Linked DNA regions of Homo sapiens: region 2 is linked to region 1. A link is a loop called in an ENCODE intact Hi-C map of the cell type or tissue named here. Cell type or tissue: Caco-2. All regions are shown on one strand. Links, peaks and the distances in the headings refer to the core of each region. The heading gives the core; the rest is flanking DNA.

Region 1 (3,681 bases), core at 779-3,278:
TGTTTCTGGGATATTAGATGGCTGGATGCTTTGCTTTGCTAACTCTTACCATTTGGTTATTTATTGGAAAATATTTATCAAGTGCTGGCTATGTGTCAGGTACTGGTGTCAATACTTCGAATAGAAAATGGGGAATTTACTAGCTCTGGCTACTAGGAGCTCCTGGTCTAGTGGCTGCAGCAAATACATAAGCAAATGTAAGACAGTGAGATTGTCAGAGATTTTTGAACCACAGCGACTCCATTTTGAGTGAAGGCTGGAGAAATGAGGTTGAGACTTGCTGGGCTGCATTCTCAGAAAGTTAGGCATTCCTGGCCTCTAGATGTTTATGGTTAAGGGAAAAAACTAATAATGTTTACTAAACAGACCAGACTTGAGAGTGTCCAGATATTCTGATATCTGGACAACAAAGGCATTCCTAATTTTGCTTTAAAGATAATAATATAAATTATTGCAAAATATAATAATTAAGACAAGTAATCCTTTATCACAAACGCTTGTAGCAGAGCACATCTCCTCATATATACAAGCATTGTATTTAGGGTGGATGCCTTCCTCCTCTTGCTTTAGGGAACATCCTGCTCTGTCTATGGAGTAGCTGTCCTTTCACCACTTTACTTTCTTAATAACCTTGCTTTTATTTGCACTGCAGACTCGCCCTGAATTCTTTCTTGCGCAAGATCCAAGAACCCTCTCTTGGGGTCTGGATCAGGACCCCTTTCCTGTAACAAGATTACTAATAGAATTAGAGAAAAATCATCTGACAACACCATAAATGCCTTCTGTTGAGAGACTGGAGATGAAAGAGCACACAGAAGAGTAAAGAATGCCATCATATTCCCACAAAATGTTTGAACAAAGTTTTGAGAAATGACTAGGAGTTCTCCAGTCAGGGCACACAGCTGGGGGTGGGGCATACAAGGAAGAAAAAGCAGCAAGTGGGAAGGTAAGGAGACCTGGAGAACCCTGGCATTCTGAGAAAGTCATAGTTGGCTGTAATAGAGACTCTGTTTGGGGGCATAAGAGGAGACGAGGGTGGAAAGGTACTCAGGGGTCAGAGAACAAAACAGATGATGTGTTTGAGCTTCCCTTTTGCCTGCTGAAAGTTTGCTGAAAAATCATCTGATAAAAGGCAGATTAATAAGGGGAAAGGCATATGAATTTATTAGTCTGCAGAGGGGAATATCACAGAATGATTACCCAATATTCCACAGAGGCCCAGGTACTTACATAGCTAATTTAGGGGGTTGGGAAATGTAGGTAATTCTATTGAGGGGCGATAAATGATTACTAGGAAAAAATAAATGGATCAGAGAATGAATATCAACTTGTAAATACTTTGCTTTGGAAATTGAATGAGCCTGACAGCCAGACATTATCTTGTGAAAGGGATTGTTCAGGTGTGGTTAGATTCTTCACCAGATGAGATAACAGTGAGGAGAAAGAAAAATAATTATTTTCCTTGGTGGGCACCTTGGGTCTTCATGTAGGTAGGGGAAAATTCTGGAAACCACCTTTGCAAAAAAAAAAATTATGATCTCAGGTGAAATATGACATAGCTAACTGCATCTTTCTTCTAACCTCACTAGCTCACTACTTTGTTAACTTTAAAACATAGATGATAACAGTCCCTTCCCAAAACAAACCCTCTCCTTACTTGGGGACCAAAACTGTCCTTGTAAGACTAATGAAAGCCCACAAGTTTAGGATTTGGGAGGGGCCTGAATTCTGCCAAGATGTAGGTGTAGCTTAAAGATAACCAGTCATTGTTCCTAGAATTTCTTACTGTTTAATAACCATGCAGTTGGAGGTCACAAGGTTTGTAACTTCCCCAATTGCTTCTCTAGATGACATCACTGTCAGAGACGTTTGAACCAGAGCAACTCCATCTTGAATGGGGGCTGGGTAAAATAAGGCTGAGACCTGCTGGGCTGCATTCCCAGGAGGTGAGGTATTCTAAGTCACAGGATGAGATAGGAGGTCAGTACAATATACAGGTCATAAACACCTTGCTGATAAAACAGGTTGTGGTAAAGAAGCTGGCCAAAACCCACCAAAACCAAGATGGCAATGACAGTGACCTCTGGTCATCCTCACTGGTCATTGTATGCTAATTGTAATGTATTAGCATGCTAAAAGACATTCTCACCAGCACCATGACAGTTTACAGATGCCATGGCAACATCAAACAGTTATCCTTTATGGTCTAAAATGGAACTCTCAGTTCTGGGAATTGCCCACACTTTTCTGGGGAAACTCATGAATAATCCACCCCTTGTTTGGCACATAACCTAGAAGTAACAATAAGTATCTTTGGTCAAGCAGCCCAAGCTGCTGCTTTACCTATGGAGTAGCCATTCTTAATAAATTTGCTTTCACTTCATGAACTCACCCAGAATTCTTTCTTGTGCAAGATCCAAGAACCCTCACTTGGGGTCTGGACTGGAACACCTTTCCAGTAACATCTTTCTGGTGACGACAAAGGGACGATAATGAAGAGACCCCTGACCCAAAGGAAAATTGTCTGAATGCCCCAACTGGCCAACTTTGGGTTAGTGGGGTACATTTACACGGGTAGAGGATGGGATTGAGTTAGAGGCCCAACTTAGGAGAGTTAGAGTCTCTCCTAAGACGAAGAGAGTTAAAGGCCCCTTTTAATAAAAGGAAGGACACTTGACCAAACTTGGGTTTAAGGCCCAACTTAGGAAGATTAGAGTCACTTCTAAAATTTCAGGGATTAGAGGCCCCTCTCAGTAAGGTCCCTCTCAGCTAAGAAAGGATTTGGCACTATGGGATGTTAACTAGTATTTTCTTTGGATTAATCTGCCTTGTACTCTTTGCTGATGACTATGGGTGATAGGATTAGGCATGTACAGGAACACAGGGCATGGGGAGCTTTTGCTTTCCCAAAAGGGGAAACCTGAGAACTGATGAGACTGCTGGAAAAGATCCCCTGTGAGCGGCCACCTGAACTTTACAGTGTCACTGCGATGGGTGGGTCTTTCTCTGGCCTCTCTGAGAATGCTTTTCTCCCTTTCTCTTCTTTGCCTTTGTTATGTTTTCTGCTACTCAGGGTGACCATCTTGCCCAGAGATCACATGTCGAAGAATGTCCTTGAAAGCTTGACCTTTTAACCATGTGGTGGTACCTTCTCTCTGCCACCTGGAGGACAGAAATTTTGGGGTTCATGTCATAGCCCTAAAAATTATATTGAGCAGTTAAAAGCCTTTGCAAGCTCAGAATTGACTGCTCTAGGCTCCTTCTGGGAAGGGCAATGGAAACTGTCTAATAGCTGTAGCTCAGTAGCTAAGGCTTTGTCTTTTCACAATGGTGGCCTGGGTTCAGGGTTCAGTTCCTGACTTAGGGAATGAGTCCTTCCTAATTGATATATGTGTGACCTTCACCACCTGTTAATTCTCTTCTCATCCATGAACCATCTTGAATTTTTCTTTCTCTGAGCACCTGGGTGGTTACTTTTGGTAAAATTTAAAAGCCAGAAATATTGGACTTTTTGTCTGGCTGAAGTTAGGTAATAAGAAATTTGAAAGAATTTTTTTTTAAGAGCACTATGGTTAAAAGTCAGCTTAATTAAAAGCAGCTATTCAAGCTCTAACAGCCTGGAACTCCTTGGAAAAAAACAGAGGAGGTGGCATAGACCCTGTTTTGGGAAAAACATCTGCT
Region 2 (3,681 bases), core at 763-3,262, 91 kb before region 1:
AACCCTGTCTCTACTAAAAGTACAAAAATTAGCTGGGCAAGCACCTGTAATCCCAGCTACTAGGGAGGCTGAGCCAGGAGAATTGCTTGAACCCAGGAGGCGGAGGTTGCAGTAAGCCGAGTTTGCGCCACTGCACTCCAGCCTGGGTGACAGAGTCAGAGTCTGTCTCAAAAAAAAAAAAAAAAAAAAAAAGCAAGTGAAAGGGAAATGCAGAGTTTCTCACACAAACCTTGAGAAAATTTTTGGCCTTGCCAGAAATGTTAAATGAAGTTCTTCAGAGAGAAAAAAAAGTGATATAGGTCAGAAACTTGACTCTACGTGATTAAAGAAAGAGTATTAGAGAAGGAATAAATGAAAGTAATTACAAATTTTTATTTTCATTTTTAATTGATCTAATATAGTGGCGGTTTGTTCAAAATAATATCAGGAGCTAGACATATATGCCTTATTAGCATTGTGAAATGCTGTATATTAGCATTGTGAAACAAATGACAGCAAAGATACAAGGAAAGAGAGGGAGGAATTAGCATTATTTTGTTCTTATACAGTATTCACACTAGTCATGAAGCGCTAGAGTGTTATTTCAAAGTGGACTTGGATTAGTTGTAAATGTATGTTGCAAACTCTAGGGCAACAATTTAAAAAAAGTAAGAAAATGAAATATAATTGCTATGCTAAGAAAAAGGAGAGAAAATGAAATTATATAAAATGTTTAATTAAAACTACAAATGGCAGAAAAATAGTAAGAGACAAAAATAGAAACAAAGGAAGCTGGGCAATGAATAAAATACAGTAACAAATATGATAGATATTAATGCAAATATATTAATAATTACTTTAAACATTAATGATCTAAATACTAGTTAAAAGACAAAGATTGTCAGAGTGGACCATAACACAAAACCCAACTACATGTTGTCCACAAGAAACCCACTTTAAATTTAGAGATACATACAGATTAAAATTAAACGGATGGAGAAAGATATGCCAATATGCCATGCCAGCACTAACAAAAAGAAACTAGGAGTAACTATATCAATTTCAGAAAGAGCAGATTCCTGAGTAAGGAAAATTATCTGAGACAAAGAAGGGCATTTTGCAACAATAGAACAGTCAATTCTTCAAGAATACATAATAACCCTGTGCATGCCCCTACTAGCAAGGCATCAAAATATGTGAGGCAACAACGGGTAGAACTGCAAGAAGTAATGGATGACTTCACTATTATAGTTGGAGAGGTCAACACCTCTATTAGGAACTAACGAATGCAGCAGGCAAAAAACCAATAAGGATATAGCAGAACTCAATATCACCATCAACGAACAGGATATAATTGACATCTGTAGACTGCTGCATCCAATAACAGCAGAATACACATTCTTCTCAAGATCACATGAAATATTCACTACTATGAATTACATTCTGGGTCATAAAACACACCTTAATAAATTTAAAACAATGGAAATTATACAATATATGATCTCAGAACTAAACTAGAAATCAAATAAGTAAAAATTAGTTGAAAAATCCCCAAATACATGGAGATTAAACAACACACTTCTAAAAGACACATGAGTCAAGTAAGGAATCTAAAGAAAAATTTAAAAACATTTTGATCTAAATGAAAAGGAATATACAACTTATCAAAATTTGTAGAATGCAGTGAAAGCAGTGCCTAGAGGCAACTTTATAGTATAGATTACACACATTACAAAAGACAAAAGATCTGAAATCAATCATCTAAGCTTCCACTTTGGGAAACCAAAAAAAAGAAGAGTGAATTAAATCTAAAATACACAGAAAAAAAGATAGGAAATCAATAGAGAAAATCAATGAAACTAAAAGCTGATTCTTTGAAAAGATCAATAAAATTGATAAGCCTGCCCCCAGGCTAACTTAAAAAAGAAAAGAAAAGATACAAATTACTAATATCAGAAATGAAAGAGGGGATGGATATCACTACAAATCCTATGAACACTAAAAGGATGATAAAGAAATATTACAAACAACTCTGCCTACAGATTTGATAATCTAGATGAAGAGAGCTCCCTGAAAGACATGATCTGCCAAAATTCACACAAGAAGAAACAAACAATCTGGATAGGCCTAAAGATTCTGAATCAGGCCAGGTGTGATGGCTCATGCATGTAATCCTAGCACTTTGAGAGACTGAGGCGGGAGGATCATTTGAGCCAGGAATTTGAGACCAGCTTGGGCAACATAGAGAGATCCCATCTCTACAAATGCTTTTTTTAAAATTAGCCCGACATGGTAGCTATAGTCCCAACTACTCAGGAGGCTGAGATGGGAGAATTGCTTGAGCCTGGGAGGTCAAGGCTGCAGTGAACCATGATTGTGCTACTGCACCCCAGCTTGGGTGACAAAGTGAGACTCTGTCTCAATAAAAGAGAGAAAATATATGAATTAGTAATTAATAACTTTCTAATACCAATAATACCCTAGATGGGTTCACTGGTGAATTATATCAAACATTTAAGAAAGAAATTATATCAATTCTCTACAATCTGTCTTGGAATTCAAAAGCAGAATTCTAACTCATTCTGAGGCCAGCATTGCCTTGATGCCAAGAAAGGACAAAAACATTATAAGAAAAGAAAACTAGAGACCAATATGTCTCATGAACATAAATGCAAAATCCTCAAAAAAAAAATTAAATCCAATAATGTATAAAAAATTACACATCAAAACAAGTGGGATATATTCCAGGTATGCAAGGCTGATTCAACATTTTAAAATCAATTAACATAATTCACCACACCGACAGGTTAAAGAGGAAAAATGATATGGTCATATCAATAGACACAGAAAAATTTTTGACAAAATTCAACATGAATTCATGCTAAAAATTCCAGCTAACCATAGTACTTAATGGTGAAAAACTCAACACTCTCTCACTAAGATTAGGAACCAGGCAAGGAGGTCCCCTTTTACCACTCCTTTTTAAGATCATATTGGAAATCTTAGCTAATGCAATAAAACAAGAAAAAGAAATAAAAGATATACATATTTAAAACTGTCTTTATTTGGAAATGACATGATGTCTATGTATAAAATCTCAAAGAATCAGAGAAAATACTCCTGGAACTAATAAGCAATTATAGCAAGGTTATAAGATATAAGGTGAATATACAAAAGTCAATAACTTTCATATATGCCAGCCATAAACAACTGAAATACAAAATTAAAAATACAATACTATTTACACTAGCACCCCAAAAATAAAACACTTAGGTACAACTCTAACAAAACATACCCAAAAACTGTATGAGAGAACTACAAAACTGTGATGAATAAAATAAATGAACTAAATAAATGGGGGAACAGTGCATGTTGATGGATAGGAAGATTCAATATTGTCAAGATATCAGTTTCCGCCCAACTTGATCTGTGGATTCAGCACAATTCCAGTGAAAATCTCAACTAGTTATTTTGTGGATATTGACAAACCGATTCTATGGAGAGGCAAAAGGCCTAGAATAACAAAATCAGAGAATTGAAACTACCTTACTTTAAGACTTACTGTAAAGAAACAGTAATCAAGACAGTGTGGTATCGTTAAAAGAACAGACAAATAGGAAAATGGAATAAAAAGGAATAGAATAGAGAGCCCAGAAGTAGACATAAATTTAGTAAAGGTGTCTTTGATGAAGAAACTAAGGA

Evidence for each region. Hi-C counts contacts between places; a loop is a spot of excess contacts. Peaks named below come from ENCODE experiments on the same cell type or tissue, not always from the same donor. Only the 100,000 strongest peaks of a DNase experiment are listed, where the experiment ranks them.
Region 2: it touches region 1 in a loop (4-fold over the local background); 1 of 110 quality-filtered maps calls a loop at or near these places.

The regions. Positions count from the first base shown.
Region 1 is chr7:41,749,408-41,753,088 of GRCh38, reverse strand. All of the region lies in intron 2 of INHBA-AS1 (INHBA antisense RNA 1), which reads right to left. Among named protein-coding and RNA genes, the nearest start is that of INHBA, 48 kb to the right of the region's middle. In Caco-2, for the core only: no CTCF peak of the experiment used is centred there; a DNase peak (open chromatin) is centred at 1,938.
Region 2 is chr7:41,840,636-41,844,316 of GRCh38, reverse strand. No RefSeq gene overlaps it. Among named protein-coding and RNA genes, the nearest start is that of INHBA, 140 kb to the right of the region's middle. In Caco-2, for the core only: no CTCF peak of the experiment used is centred there; no DNase peak of the experiment used is centred there.